2 separate regions of the Homo sapiens genome follow, and region 1 is linked to region 2. A link is a loop called in an ENCODE intact Hi-C map of the cell type or tissue named here. Cell type or tissue: PC-9. All regions are shown on one strand.

Region 1 (8,000 bases), 360 kb before region 2:
TGAATGACTCTGCTTTAGTCAGCTGCCTGGGCTTTACCAGCCCCTTCCTCATCAGATCCTGGCATTCTCTGTAGCCAACCTGAAGACAGAGCATTTGCTTTTAGAGAACTCCAGCCTCGATTTGTTCTTTAGTGACTTTTTTCCTACCGTGAATTAACAAGTTGGTATTTGGATTTCATTTTTAAGATGTAAGTTAAATTGTTTCCTAGAATTGAGTCCTTGAATCAATTCACCTTCAGATTGTAATCTGAGCTCCATGTCATGGTTTACAAAGCTGTCAGTGATCTGGCCTTTGGCCACCTGTTCTACTTCTCCTCTGCAGGGTCCCGGACCCTAGGTGCTACAGAATTGAGTTCCTACTTGGTGGCAGTCTTTCCTCTGCCTGGGATACCACCTCCTCCCCCTTCTATTTCTTTTCTTTCTTTCTTTTTTTTTTTGAGATGGAGTCTCGCTTTGTCGCTCAGGCTGGAGTGCAGTGGCGCGATCTTAGCTCACTGCAACCTCCACCTCCTGGGTTCCAGCGATTCTTCTGCCTCAGCCTCCCGAGTAGCTGGGATTATAGGTGCACACCACCATGCCCGGCTAATTTTTGTATTTTTAGTAGAGACGGGGTTTCACCATGTTGGCCAGGCTGGTCGCAAACTCCTGACCTCGTGATCTGCCCGCGTCAGCCTCCCGAAGTGCTGGGATTACAGGTATCAGTCACCGCGCCCGGCCTCCCCCTTCAATTTTTGACTACCTCCAGCTCGTTTATTCCAAACGCAGCTCAGGATTTGCTCTGGAATGAAGCCTTCTCCACCTCTTCAGGGCAGCATCAGGTGGCCCTCCTCTGTTCTCCCAGAATCCCTCATTCTACCCTCTATTACAGCCTCTCGTCTTATTTGATCTCCACATCTACATGGCTGGTTTTCTTGTTTATCTTTCCCTGTAGACTCTGAGCAACTCCAGCAGGCTCCAGGTCAGTTCTCCCCAACACACTGTACCTAAATCATTTCTCTTTTGGCACCTATTGGGAGTATCCTGTGCTTTTTTCTTTTCTTTTTGCCTGATTTTTGGCATTTTAATTTTGCTTTTTCTTGATAGAATTGCTAGATTTCTATAGACGTTAGCTGTGGACTCTAAGGCAGTCCTCTCCAAAGGCATAGTGTTTGTACTACGATGGATGCGGAGCCACGAAGACTGAGTTGGGGATGGAGCCATCAGCAGGCAGCTGGGGGCGCTGCTGTGGATGAGACGCTGAGCTGACACGTGGAGACTCTTAACGATGATCGTTTCTGGGTGGATCCCAGCTGTAAATGCTTGAGACAACTTGCTTGCAGTCACCTGTAATGTTTGGTACAAATCAGGATTTGTAATTTATAGGTTCTATAATTAATATTTCAGAATTCAATATATTATTTTGCGATTTTTGAGATCTTGATTAATAATAGCAGAATAGTAACAGCCCCAAGGGAACTAAACAACACCATCATTCATAAAATGTTGTGAATCTGTTACGAGCTAATTTGAAATACGGAGCCTAAGGTGTTTTTGGTAAAAAAAAAAAAAAAAAATTTTTTTTTTTTTCTTGAGACAGAGTCTCACTCTGTTGCCCAGGCTGGAGTGCAGGGATGCAATCATGGCTCATTGCAGCCTCAAGTCCCCAGGCTCGAGAGATCCTCTCACCTCAGCAGCCCCCTGAGTGCCTGGGACTATAGGCACACCACCACACCTGGCTCATTTTATTTTTTGCAGATACGGAGTCTCCTTATGTTGCCCAGGCTGGTCTCAAACTCCTGTCCTCAAGTGATTCAAAGTACTGGGATTACAGACGTGAGCCACCGCGCCTGGCCTTAAAAATATTTTTAAACTTCCTTAAAATGCCGAAAAGATAGGAACAATGAAATACTCAAAAGAGGATTGATTTTTAAGCCTGGCTCCACACCAATTTTTGGTAACTTCATTTCTCTGTACTAGAAGTGAGGAATACAAAGATGAATGAGACAGGGTTCCTGTCACCATCTAGTGGGAGAGACAGGCTGGCAAACCAACAGTTAATCAAGGAGGTAATTTAGGTAAATGATTTTGAGCTGACATATTGGATTTATCTTTGGAGGCAGTAATTCCAAGGACAAGAACTAACTGCCTTTCTGCCAGAGCGCACATGTGAGGGTCAGAGTTCTTAGGCATAAATCAAACAATGAGTTGAACCAGTCCTCAGAGGAGATAACTGCAAACATAGGTTTGCTTAGGTTACCAACCATTGTCCCGCAGGCAGAAATCCACCATACTATTTCTTGCTGGTATTGAATTTGGTGGCCGTGTATGCAATATTTTCTGGGATGTCCTACGAATTCTGTTTCTAGAGACTTGCTTTACTACCTGAATAGTTTCCTTTGAATTTTCTTTTATTATTCTAATTATTCTTCATTATAAGTTGCTTTGCTTTGTCCTTTTTTTTTTTTTTTCAGTTTTTTTGTTAAACATTATTGGTGTGGAAAATTGTCCCTTAGGAAGCCATCCATCATTTGCTTTTTATGATTTTCAAGGAGATGCTTTTCTATGAGATGGTAGTGGAAGTGGTTGCTACGATACTAGACATAGGGCCGGGTGCGGTGGCTCACGCCTGTAATCCCAGCACTTTGGGAGGTTGAGGCAGGTGGATCACAAGTTCAGGAGTTCGAGACCAGCCTCGCTGACATGGTGAAACCCCATCTCTACGAAAAATACAAAAATTGGCTGGGTGTGGTGGTGGGCACCTATAATCCCAGCTACTTGGGAGGCTGAGGCAGAAGAGTTGCTTGAACCCGGGAGGCAGAGGTTGCGGTGAGCTGAGATGGTGCCACTGCACTCCGGCCTGGGCGACAGAGCAAGACTCCATCTCAGGGAAAAAAAAAACAAAAAACCACAATACTAGACATAGTTAATGAATAATATTAGTTAACAAAGAGGTTTGAGAACTAGGAAAGATTCTCTAAGGTTATTCTTTGATAAATCACTCGTTTTCACAGAGTTACTGCTTACTGTGGGTAATTTGTTTGCTGTTGGTTGACAATGAACCTACTTAGGAGAAGATATGATCCTTCAGGACTTTTATTTGTTCGAAATGAAAAAATTATTTCTCCTTTCAATAACAGACAGTGGTGCTTTTCTGTTATAATTCAAAACAGGTTTCGGAACACATGTCATTTTCAGGGAGAAGGAAAGGATGAATGAATGAGCTGGAGTACACTTTCTAGAACATATAAAGGGGATATGGGAACTGGATGCAGGTAAATCTTTCATGCTTATTAAGAACATTTTAATGTTTCTCAGTTGATGTATGAAGTACTTGTATTCGGCATTTGCTTCTTCAATCACAAGGAGGCAGCATAGTCTCATGGGAGGAGGGGAAGTGAGTCTATTCAAAACACCTGTTCTTCCTGCTGCCTGTGCTGTTCTTGTCCAGAAGGCCCCCTGGAGCTGGGAGTGTCTCATGGAGTCATTCAGTTCCCTGCTTCCTGGTAGAGTTGCCCCTTAACCATATGAAACAATATCTCCCACATGCTAAAAATAGCCAGGGTCTGAGTCCAGGACTTTCATGTTGACGGTCTCATGTACCTGGTGGCCCTGGGAGCGGGATGTCCTCATCTCACTCATCTCTGTTACTGTGAGTCCTACCAAGCCTGGCCAAAGTTGCCTCCTTAATAATTAGTCCTTGAATAGAATCCCCTAGGTAGTGGTTATTGACTTGCAAAATATAACACTGACTTTATACCATGTTTTTTTGTCTCATGGGGACAAAAACACTTCTCTCATAGAATATGTTTTGTTTGTGGGGAAATGAACAAAATGAGGTAAAAAACCCCAATCATCCTATGAGTAAGTTATTTTTCTGATAGAAGAGAGGGTCCAAGTTCAAGTTATAAGTGTAACTAGCCACATAGTTTCACTTAAGTCATTTCATTTTGCTGGGCTTCAGTCTCCCCATTTGGAAAATGAATGAATGTGCCTATGATATTCCAGTGTAAGTTGTGGGAACATGCCAGATATAGCAAACTGGGAAGCAATTGTAGCCAGATATGTTGAGGCACATGAATATAAGACATTTTTATCTGGGTCCTGTTTTCCCTTCTGTGACTGATTCTTTCTGGGCCCTGGGACATTTATATTCAGCCTCTGCATTTGTACATTCATTTGTTCATTCACCCACTCATTTATTCAATAAATATTTATTGAGTACTTAAATATGTGCCAGGAACTGTTCTAGGTCTCAGGATATAAGAGGGTACCAAAAAAGCAGGATCTTTTTTTTTTTTTTCAGAGAGCCTACCTTCCAGTGGGAGAGATGGACCACAAATACATAAGCAAATACATATACAAAATCATTGCAGATTATGAAAAATGGTAAGAAAGAGATAAAAAGTGTGACCGGATGGAAGGTAACTGGGGCAATCACTTTTAGGCAGATGCCTCTGAGATGCCATCTGAGCTGAGACTTGACAGATGAAGTGCCAACAATCTCAGCCTCTAAGCCTGCCAAGCTTGAGATGTTATTTGTATTAGTAATTTGCAGGTGCAAATGACCCACCTAGACTGTTTCTAGTGCACAGTATGCTTTGTTGACAAAATGCCCTGAAGCAAAATGCCACAGATGTCAGCTTCAGTTTTGTGGATTTTCATAGCATCTTCCCGTAAGGTTGGTCATTGTCGTTCCCAACCACTCCCCGGTTTGGGGGAAAGGACACAGGGTGTCCTCTGACTCTGGTGCACACAGGGTGTCCTCTGACTCTGGTGCACACATGAGCTCTCACCAGTCCTGCTGGGACCAGGCTGCAGGCAAAGAACAAACACCTACTTAATGAACTGTGATGACAGAGGAGTGGCCATTTGCTTCCTCCAGTGCTGTCCATGCCAGCTCCTGAGCCCATTTGTCACTTCCTGGGGACACAGCTGACTCATAGAGCACTGGCAGTAATCTTGGCCTGGGAGAGGTGGGAAACAGAAGGCTTGGATAAAAGCAGGTGGAGCTGGTGGCTGCCTAGGTAATATGATGGGAATTTTTGTCCACTGACCTGTCCACAATTCTTGGAATTCTGCTAGAACTCAGTATCCAATCCACTTGGTTCTGAAAGGTTTTTTTTGATTTTTGACCTTCAGCTCGCTCACTAATGTGAATGTTTGGAGGAGGATACCACTGTTTAGAAACATAATTTAGCATATTAAAAAAGACTCACAAAAAATCTCAAAATGGCAAAATCAGGTTATAGGTGTTAGGCCCTGGATCTCATTTTATCCAGAATTGTTCCATCTCTGAAATGACAAATTCATACACTCTAGAGCATGACACATAGTCTTCTAACCTTCCCACTGAGTTACCCATATTACACTGCCCTTCAGCCTCCTGGAGACCTCTTTTTCTTTTTAAAAAAAACTTTTATTTTGGGTTCAGGGGTATGGAGATCTCTTTTTCTATGAAAGGATCACAGTCTGTATCTGCCTTAAGATATAGTCATAGACAACCGTTATTCAAAGTAAGGGGCCATAAGTTTGGACGCCATGGCTCATGCTTGTAATCCCAGCACTTTGGGAGGCCGAGGCAGGTGGATTGCTGGAGCCCAGGAGTTCAAGACCAGCCTGGGCAACATGGCGAAATACAGAAAACTTCAAAAATTAGCTGGGCATGGTGGCACACATCTATGGTCCCAGCTACTCAGAAGACCGAGGTGGGAGAATCACTTGACCCCAGGAGGCAGAAGATGCAGTGAGCTATGATCGCACCACTACACACCAGCCTGGGCAATAGAATGAGAACCCATCTCAAAAAAAAGGTAAAGGGCCATGATTGTATGTCTATTTGTGTGTGTATGATTTTATCACTTTATTTGACAATCAGTGGTTGGCTCTCACCCACATTGACTGTCTATAGATGTTTGAAAGTGGTCACAGGTACATAGTTAAACCAAAGTATAGAGTTTGTTTGCTGAACCTTCACCCTCATTATGTTTTCTGCACGATAAACATGGATGTGGTACGGCCCTTCCTTTCACCCAGACATTTGTTGAGCCTAGTATTAGTGCGTACATCTGGAGTCCCCATCTCCATCATGGCAGATTTCTGGATCTCTCTTGAGTGCCTGAGGGGTATTCTTCTTGAAGCCCACTCCATGGATGCACCTGTGAATGTTGATGGTGTATCCTCAGGTCACTGCCTCATTGATGGCAGAATGACCCCCCTTTTTCTGGCTACCCTTTTTGCAGGAGTCATTCTGCTGGGCCCAAGTGGGAAGCCATTATATCCTCTATTACCTACCTTTCAGTTTAAGAAAATATTACTGTGATAGGCTGAAAAATGCTCTTCCAAAGCTACCAGGTCCTCATCTCTGAAGCCTGGAAATGTTCAGTTTGGAAAAAATGTCATAGCAGATATGATTGAGTTAAGGCTTTTTTTTTTCCTTTGTGACAGAGTCTCACTCTGATGCCCAGGCTGGAGTGCAGTGGTGCAGTGATGCAGTGGCTCACTGCAACCTCCGCCTCCTGGGTTCAAGCAATTCTCCTGCCTCAGCCTCCTGAGTAGCTGGGATTACAGGCGCGTGCCACCAAGCCCAGCTAATTTTTGTATTTTTAGTAGAGATGGGGTTTCGCAATGTTGGCCAGGCTGGTCTCAAACTTCTGACCTCAAGTGATCCACCTGCCTCAGACTCCTAAAGTTCTGGGATTACAGGCGTGAGCCACCGCACACAGCCGAGTTAGACTTTTGAAGTAGGGAGATTATCCTGGATTATCCAGGTGGGCCCTAAATGTAATTACATGTATTCTTTTGGAGACAGGCAGAAGATTTCACACTTGACACACACACAAACACACACACACACACACACACACACACACACACAGGCCCTGTGAAGACAAGCAGATTTGAAGATTGGAGTGTTGTGGCCACAAACCAAGGAATGCCAGCAGCCACCAAAATACCAAAAGTTGGAAGAGGTAAGGAACAGATTCTCCCCTAGAGCCTTCACAGCCCTGCCCACACCTTCATTTCGGCCCAGTGATACTGATTTTGGACTTCTGGCCTCCAGAACTATGAGAGAATACATTTCAGGTGCTTTAAACCACTGAGTTTGTGGTCATTTGCTACAGCAGCCACAGAAACTAATGCAGTTACCCATGCAATGAAAGCCACTGGTGTTCCTCTACTGAAATGCCGCCCTCTCTCTCCACTCTCCGGAGGGAACCAGGACCTTGAATTTGGTGTTTATTATTTCCTGCATTTCATTTTACTTTATTGCATATTTATGTATTCTGAAATAATGTCGTTTTATATATTTCATACTGTATCCTGTATATTGCTTTTTGCCCAACGTATTTTATAGATTATATATGTTGATACATGTAGCTCTAATTTTCTCTGTAGCATAGTATTCCATGGTGTGTATGCGTACCTGCACATATGTGTGCATGCTACAATTTTTTTTTTTTGAGACAGAGTTTCCCTCTGTCGCCCAGGCTGGAGTGCAGTGGCGCCATCTTGGCTCACTGCAAACTCCACCTCCCAGATTCCAGTGATTCTCGTGCCTCAGCCTCCCAAGTAGCTGGGATTACAGGTGTGCGCCACCATGCCCAGCTAATTTTTGTATTTTTAGTAGAGACGGGGTTTCACCATGTTGGCCAGGCTGGTCTCAAACTCCTGGCCTCAAGTAAACTGCCCACCTCGGCCTCTCAAAGTGCTGGGATTATAGGCGTGAGCCACTGTACCCAGCCCACAATTTTTAAATCAGTTCTTCTGTTAATGAACATTTAGGTTGTTTTTGGTTTTTCTGTCTTTCAAACAGTGCTGCAGTGAACATTTCCGTATGTATCTTCTTGTGCTTATGTGCAGAAGTGTTTCTAGGATATTTACCAGAGAAGAGAATTACTAGGTCATCCTCAGCTTTACTAGTTTTTGCCAAATTGCTCTGCGAAAGAGCAGATGTGGGTTGGATTTTGGCAGCAGGACATTTCAACAAAAGGAGTGATGTGTACTAAAGGTACAGACAGGGG
Region 2 (8,000 bases):
GGCTGAGGAGGGCAAATCATTTGAGCTCCCAAGTTCAGGACCAGCCTGGGCAACACGGCAAAACCCTGTCTCTACAAAAAAAATAGAAAAATTAGCAGAGCATGGTGGCACGCACCTGTAATCCCAGCTACTCGGGAGGCCGAGGGGGGAGGATCGCTTGAGCCTGGGAGGTGGAGGTTGCACTGAGTAGAGACCACACCACTGCACTCCTGCCTGGGCAATAGAGCCAGACCTTGCCTCAAAAAAAAAAAAAATCTGAGGCACAAAAAAGCAACGCCAAATCCAGGGGCCCTGCTTCAGGAAGCATCAGGACTAACTAGATTTTATTGGTCAATAGATGCAAACAACTGATTTAGAGCAAACTTCCCCTCCAGTAAATCAAGCTCCAAATCAAACAAAGCTAGAGGTCAAAGCGCCTCCACGCTGGTTGGTCCTGCTCCTAGGGCAGCACAGCCCCCCATTTCCCCAGCCCCCCATCTCTCCAGTTTCCCTCAAGAAGCCAGAGCCATGCCCCATATGCACCTCTAGTGTAGGATTATCTGGAGCTTTAGGTTCAAAGGAAAGAGTGAGGTCTCCTGCTCCCTTCCTCCCTCCCACCCTGTTCCTCACCAACTCCTGGACGGTCCCTGCCATGCGGTTGAGAACTGGGGCTATGCTGGGATGTGTCCGTGACACTGATCATGGTGGCCAGAGAGACACCGAGGGAGACTGCTCTGCCACTAGGGAGCTGACATGAGGAAGGAGCCCCAGACTAAAAACATAAGTCTCAGGAGATTTGGGAGGTGGCCACAGGGATAACCCCAACCCTCTAATTAACGTGCCTGAGCCAGTCTCCTCCTACATCTGGAACTTTAGGAGAGCTGCCCACAGCAGAATGACTCGGCAAGGAGAAGGGCTTGTCGGGTCTAGCTGGGAGTGGAGGTGGGCCAGGCTGCCAGAGGGAGGCTTTGGGTGGTGCCCTTAAGAGTCTCCTTCATGAGCTGTTTTGCACTGTGAGGTAAGCAAGAGGGCAAGGAAGGCCATTGCTGGGGAATGGGCCGCCTGGCTCACACCTGCAGGCAGCTGCTAAGCCAAGAGTGGGTGGGTGCTGCTGAGGGATTGGGCTTCTAGTTTGTTTGTTTTTATTTTTTTATTTTTTTGAGATGGAGTTTCGTGCTTGTTGCCCAGGCTGGAGTGCAGTGGTGCAATCTCGGCTCACCGCAACCTCTGCCTCCCGGGTTCAAGCGATTCTCCGGCCTCAGCCTCCCTAATAGTTGGGATTACAGGCACCCGCCACCACGCCCAGCTAATTTTTTGTATTTTTAGTAGAGACGGGGTTTCGTCCTGTTACCCAGGCTGGTTTTGAACTCCTGGCCTCAAGCAATCCACTCATCTCGGCCTCCCAAAGTGCCAGGATTATAGGCCTGAGCCACTGCGTACAGCTTGTTTTTAAATAAAGCAGTTTTTAAAACTACTGTTGCAACCTTTTAGAGGGAGGTAAACTGAATATGGTGGATTTTGAATGACTATTTTTTTGTTTTATGAAAGAGGATAATAATAGAATAGAAAATATGAGAATGTTTGGCCGGGTGCGGTGGCTCACACCTGTAATCCCAGCAGTTTGGGAGGCCGAGGCAGGTGGATCACCTGAGGTCAGGAGTTCGAGACCAGCCTGACCAACATGACGAAACCCCGTCTCTACTAAAAATACAAAATTAGCCGGGCATGATGGTGCACGCCTGTAATCTCAGCTACTTGGGAGGCTGAGACAGGACAATCGCTTGAACCTGGGAGGCGGAGGTTGCAGGGAGCTGAGATCACGCCACTGCATTCCAGACTGGGCGACAGAGCAAGACTCTGTCTCTCTCAAAAAAAAAAAAAGAAAGAAAGAAAGAAAGAAAGAAAATATCACAATGTAATTTTTGAACTTTTTATTGACGTACAGCATACCTCCAGAGAAGTGCTGAAAGCTTGCATTCTTACAGGTAATACACCCAGCACCCAGATCAAGAAATGGAACATAACCAGCACCCCAGAACCCTACCCTAAAAATGTAATTTAAAAAAAAAGATTTTAATAAATATCTTTTAGCGTGCCCTTTATATACATGGTTTACTTTTAACTTTCTGATCCCCTTGCCCTCCTCCTAGAATAGAAACCTCCCAACAACCGGGGCTTCTAGACACAGGCAGCTAGAATGAGGCCTGGCGCAAAGCAGGTGCCAAAACTACCTGCTGAATGAATGGGAGTGCAGAGTGCACCCCAGGTAGTGAAGGCATTGTTTCTGTGGTGTACTTGCTTCCTCGTTGTAAAGTCCGTTTCTTTCTGTAGGTCACAGTCAAAACACGGAGAGCCATGGCTACAACTTGAGCAAGTCAAACACGCTGTGATTCAGGCCAGGGAGATGAGCGTGGGTAAAGAACACTGTACGAACTAGCTCAGGGCTTCTGGAACTGTGTGCGGCTGAATCACCGGGGCATCTTGGTGAACTGTAAATTCTGATTCAGCAAACTGGGAGGAGGGCGCTGAGATCCAGCATTTCCATCAAGCTTCCCATGGACCACACTCTGACTATCAGGGCCTTCGATGCAGACAGTCTCGATACAGCTGCACACAAGAATCACACAGAAAGTTTTAAAAATGCCAATGCCAGGCCAGGCACAGTGGCTCACGCTTGTAATCCCAGCACTTCGGGAGGCCGAGGCAGGCAGATCACAAGGTCAGGAGTTCGAGACCAGCCTGGCCAACACAGTGAAACCCCGTCTCTACTAAAAATACAAAAATTAGCTGGGCGTGGTGGCAGGCACCTGTAATCCCAGCTACTCGGGAGGCCAAGGCAAGAGAATCACTTGAACCTGGGAGGCGGAGCTTGCAGTGAGCCAAGATCGCTCCATTGCACTCCAGCCTGGATGACAGAGCGAGACTCCATCTCAAAAAAAAAAAAAAAAGTGCTGATGCCCAAGCACCACCCTAGAACACTTAAATTGGAATCTCTTGGATGGGGGTTGGCATCTTCATTGTATTGTTTTTGTTTTTTGGTAGAGACAGGGTCTCAAGATGTTGCCCAGGCTGGTCTCGAACTCCTGGGCTCAAGCTATTCTCCTGCCTCAGCCTTCTCAAAGTGCTGGGATTACAGGCATGAGCCCCCGCGCCCAGCCTGAGCATCTTAGTTTTTTTGTTTGTTTGTCTCTGTCACCCAGGCTGGAGTACAGTGGTGCGATCTTGGCTCACTGCAACCTCTGTCTCCCGGGTTCAAGCAATTCTCCTGTCTCAGCCTACCGAGTAGCTGGGATTACAGGCACGCACCATCACATCACACCCGGCTAATTTTTATATTTTGAATAGAGACAGGGTTTCACCATGTTGGTCAGGCTGGTCTTGATCTCCTGACCTCAGGTGATCCACCCGCCCTGGCCTCCCAAAGTGCTGGGATTACAGGTGTGAGCCACTGCTCCCAGCCAGCATCTTAGTTTTTAAAAGCTCCTTAAGTGATTCCAACCAGCTACCAGACATGGGAGGTGCTTGGCTGAAGGCAAACTCTGGCGGGGAGGAGGAGCCAGTCTGTTCCCAAGCACACCCTCACTGCCTAGAAGGAGGCCTGGGCTAAGGCCCACGGAAGGGAGGGCTGGGATCAGGACGATCTGACTTGACAAAGGGCCACCATTTCTGAGTCAGGAGGGGATCACTTGCCTCCTGGCGGAGGTGAAGAGACGGATTTCTGAAGGAATTCTTAGGCATGGTGTGTATCTGCTAACCCCGGCCACATCCTCCCAGGACCGAGAACAGACTGTGCCTTCACCCTATTGCCCAAGTCAGAGGTCCCTGGAGCTGCCAAGGGGGCTGTGCTCACATGCCCCCGAGCAATTCAGTTTTCAAAACCTTACTAGGCCGTTGGGAGGAGGCACTGCCAGCTGCTCCCACACACCTGCCCCCTCTGCCCAATCACAGCAAGAGCCAAATGAGCCGAGAGATGACAAACCCTGAGGTCATCATGGGCTCTTCTGAAACAGAGCCTCATGGAGCCCTGCGCTCTGGTGCCCCCTGGTGGACACCTAGAGTTGTGGTTGGTAACCAACAAATGGACCAGTGAGTTCAGTTACTCCTGATTGGTTGGTGTTCGGGCACAGTCATGCCAGATGTGGCCCCATACACAGAATCAAGGAATTTCTAGTGCGGCGCAGTGGCTCACAGTTGGAATCCCAGCACTTGGGAGGCAGAAGCAGCAGGATCAGTTGAGTGTAGGAGTTCAAGGCTGCAATGAGCTATGATCTGCACTCCAGCCTGGGTGACAGAGGGACACCCTGTCTCTAAAAAAATTAATTTTTTTGAGACAGTGTCTCGTTCTGTCACCCACGCTGGAGTGCAGTGGCATGATCTCGGCTCACTGCAACCTCTGACTCTTGGGTTCAAGCGATTCTCCTGCCTCAGCCTCCCCAGTAGCTGGGATTACAGGCATGCGCCACCACGCCCGGCTAATTTTTGTATTTTAGTAGAGACGGGGTTCCACCATGTTGGCCAGGCTGGTCTTGAATTCCTAAGCTCAAGTGATCCTCCCGCCTCGGCCTCCCAAAGTGCTGGGATTACAGGCGTGAGCCACTGCGCCGGGCCAAAAAGAAATTAATTTTTAAAAAAGAGGCTAGGCATGGTGGTTTACACCTATAATCCCAGTATTTTGGGAGGCCCAGGTGGGAGGCTGCTTGAGGCCAGGAGCTAGAGACCAGCTTGGGCAACATGGCAAGACTCCCTACCTACAAAAAATTTAAAAATTAGTCAGTCGTGGTGGTGTGCACCTGTCATCTCAGCTACTCAGGAGGCTGAGGTGGGAGGATTGTTTGAGGCCAGCAGTTCGAGGCTGCAGTGGGGGGTACCATCACACCACTGCACTCCAGCCCTGGGCAACAGAGAGAGGCGTTGTCTCAGAAATAAATAAATTAAATAAACAAACTTCCAGTGGAGGAGTCAAGACCAATCATATGAAGGACGGGCTCCTTTGATTCTTCACCTACTCCTTTAACTCCCTGAAATCTGGCCTCCCCTGGAGCCCACCATACTAAGTGTGGGAAATGTTGCAGTCAAGGCTTGTCTTTAAATGGTGAGGTACTGTGTCACTCTTGCACCTTTCTTCTGCTCTCTCCTTTGCTCAAATCCAATTTGCAGTGCAGACACTGCACAGTCTTTAGCTAACTGTTCTTCCTCCTTCTGCTAAAATAGTGAGCCTCCCAGGCAAGCCCATACCTGCTCCGTTCTTGGCTACCCTCTCCAGCTTGGTAAGATCGTTTCCACCCACTGCCACTCCCCGACTCCCCTCCCACAGCTGAGCCAGCGAGGCCCCCAGGTACCAAGCTCCCTGCATCTGCGGCTGCCTGCCTGCGCACTGATGTTGAGTGGACACCCAGACTTGCTCCATCTTAGGAGGTAGCAACAGAACCCAAACTCTCAGTTCCAGCTCTCCTTCCCTTCTCCCCTGGCTCTCTCATTTGTCCAGAAAGCAGATTCAGGTTCTTGGCAGCCCCCTTTACCCATCTCCTCCTTCAGCACCTAATACACCTACTTCAGCCCCAGATACCTCAGGGCTCCACCCTTCTGCCTCCTCTCTCGACTCACTTCCTCTCAGCTACCACTTTATTCCACATAGAAAGAACCTGTGTCCAAGTCCTAGCTTCCCCACGTTCATTTTTCAAACAGTGATCAAGTACCTTTGGGATGCCAGACCCCTAACCATGAGGTGACTTCCATGTGAGTGGGATCAGATCCTTCCATTAGCCTCTGCACGTAAGACATGAACCCTCACCGGGAGACTGTAAGAATTACACAAGATAATGCGATGCTATTCACACCCTTGAATGGCATGATTACAGCAAACATTGTGTAGATGACCTTGCCGACTTCAGTCCCTGTACCTCCTGGTTAATTCCCTGTTAATCTTCCTAAAACATCGATTTCATCATGTCTCTCCCTTACTCAAGAACTCCACATTGCTCCCCAGTTCCACGCAGCATCGCTCCCCGGTTCCACTCAGCATTCCTCCCCGGTTCCACGCAGCATCGCTCAGTGCCCCACAGGTGTGAGTGTTCTACAAATCACAGCAGCCCTTAGGGGATGATTCACCACAGTAGCAGAGTTGGAAGTTGGGTCTAGAAGGGCCAAAAAGCCAAAACACACAAAAAGCCACAGCGAAGATAGGTCTGTGGGTTAAAACTCAAGGAAATTCCATGCCTAGAAGACAAGGCAGTCAGTATGTCAGAAATCAGGGAAGCAGGTGAAGACACAGATACAAGTCACCCTCAGCAAGGATGCCAATCTGTAACTTCTGCAGAGACGGGCTTGTCCATAGAAAAAAGGGACGTTCCTGGAACATTTGCTGTAGTTATCCAAGACACCTCACTATCAGCAGACCCAAAGAAGGTGACCGGGTGGTTAGGCCCAGAGGAACACTCGCAGGGGAACGCAGGGCACCTACGAGGTGAGTACAGCTTCTACGGTCTCACCAACAGCACTTCTTTGTTACTGGGATGCAGAGGAAACGATTATAAAAGAATAAATTTAGACCGGGTGTAGTAGCTCACGCCTGTAATCCCAGCACTTTGGGAGGCTGAGATGGGCAGATCACCTGAGGTCAGGAGTTTGAGACCCACCTGGCCAACATGGTGAAACCTCATCTCTACTAAAAATACAAAAATCAGCTGGATGTGGTGGCGGGCGCCTGTAGTCCCAGCTACTCAGGAGGCTGAGGCTTGAGAATCACTTGAACCCTGGAGGCAGAGGTTGCAGTGAGCCGAGTTTGCGCCATTGCACTCCAGCCTGGGCAACAGAGCGAGACTCCATCTCAAAAATAAATAATTAAATAAATAAATAAATAAAAATTTGAAGGGTAGAATTGAATCTGGGTGTGAAGTTTGAAGGAGGGAATGTACATTCTCAATGGGAGAGGGATTTTATGTTACAGCTGAAAAGGCCTTAGAGAACATCAAGTCTAACACTCACTTAGCAGTGAGGACACAGGCTCTGAGAGGTAGAGTGAGTGACCCACAAACAGCAATTGAAGGATAGAGCAGGTGACCCATGGACTTACAGCAATTGAAGGGTAGAGCGGGTGACCCACGGACTCACAGCAATTAAAGGACAGAGCAGGTGACCCACGGACTCACAGCAATTAAAGGATAGAGCAGGTGACCCACAGACACACAGCAACTGAAGAGTAGAGCGGGTGACCCACGAACACACAGCAACTGAAGAGTAGAGCGGGTGACCCACGGACACACAGCAACTGAAGGGTAGAGCGGGTGACCCACGGACACGCAGAAATTGAAGGGTAGAGCGGGTGACCCACGGACACGCAGCAATTGAAGGGTAGTGACTGCAATTGGATTAGAATCTCCATGACCAAGATAGAAATCCAGGGCGCCTACTCTACTCTACTCTCTCTCTCACCCGACTCCTGAACCCTCTAATACACACATAAATACCATGCTGAAGCTGCGCTGCAACAAACCCAGACGCGAGAAAAGTATGTTAGTGAATCTTGGGAATTTACATATGGGGATTGTATATGGCCCTGTCTTGATTTGCCTGGTTATAGGTGATGAAAAAGTACTTTGGCCAGGCACAGTGGCTCACGCCTGTAATCTCAACATTCTGGGAAGCTTCAAGGCAAGAGGATTGCTTGAGGCCAGGAGTTGAAGACCAGTCTGGTCGACACCCCATCTCTACAAAAATAAAAGAAAAAATTAGCTGGGTGTGGTGGCACGCGCCTGTAGTCCCAGCTACTCGGGAGGCTGAAGCGGGAAGATTGCTTGAGCCCAGGAGTTTGAGGTTACAGTGAGCTATGATGCTGCCACTGCACCCCGGCCTGGGCAACACAAGCAAGACCCCTACTCAAGAAATAAAAGAAGCCGGGCGCGGTGGCTCACTCCTGTAATCCCAGGACTATCGGAGGCCGACACAGGAGGATCACTTGAGCTCAGGAGTTTGAGACCAGCCTGGCCAACATGGTGAAACCCTGTCTCTACTAAAAATACAAA

Evidence for each region. Peaks named below come from ENCODE experiments on the same cell type or tissue, not always from the same donor. Only the 100,000 strongest peaks of a DNase experiment are listed, where the experiment ranks them.
Region 1: it touches region 2 in a loop (5-fold over the local background); 13 of 110 quality-filtered maps call a loop at or near these places.

What each region holds. Positions count from the first base shown.
Region 1 is chr3:195,555,356-195,563,355 of GRCh38, forward strand. It overlaps the pseudogene RPL31P64. Among named protein-coding and RNA genes, the nearest start is that of PPP1R2, 16 kb to the left of the region's middle. In PC-9, CTCF peaks have their summits at 1,208 (motif pointing right) and 3,329 (motif pointing right); DNase peaks (open chromatin) are centred at 3,406, 4,586 and 4,876; H3K27ac peaks cover 2,688 bases.
Region 2 is chr3:195,911,185-195,919,184 of GRCh38, forward strand. It overlaps TNK2-AS1 (TNK2 antisense RNA 1), which reads left to right. Exons shown (of 2, transcript NR_145450.1): 2 at 1-2,080. It overlaps LOC124906253 (keratinocyte proline-rich protein-like), which reads right to left. Exons shown (of 4, transcript NR_197446.1): 4 at 1,896-2,586. Among named protein-coding and RNA genes, the nearest start is that of TNK2, 6.6 kb to the left of the region's middle. RefSeq lists an enhancer at 3,610-4,222 and a silencer at 3,824-3,873. In PC-9, CTCF peaks have their summits at 4,015 (motif pointing left) and 4,227; DNase peaks (open chromatin) are centred at 847, 3,627 and 4,027; H3K4me3 peaks cover 957 bases; H3K27ac peaks cover 2,273 bases; H3K27me3 peaks cover 705 bases.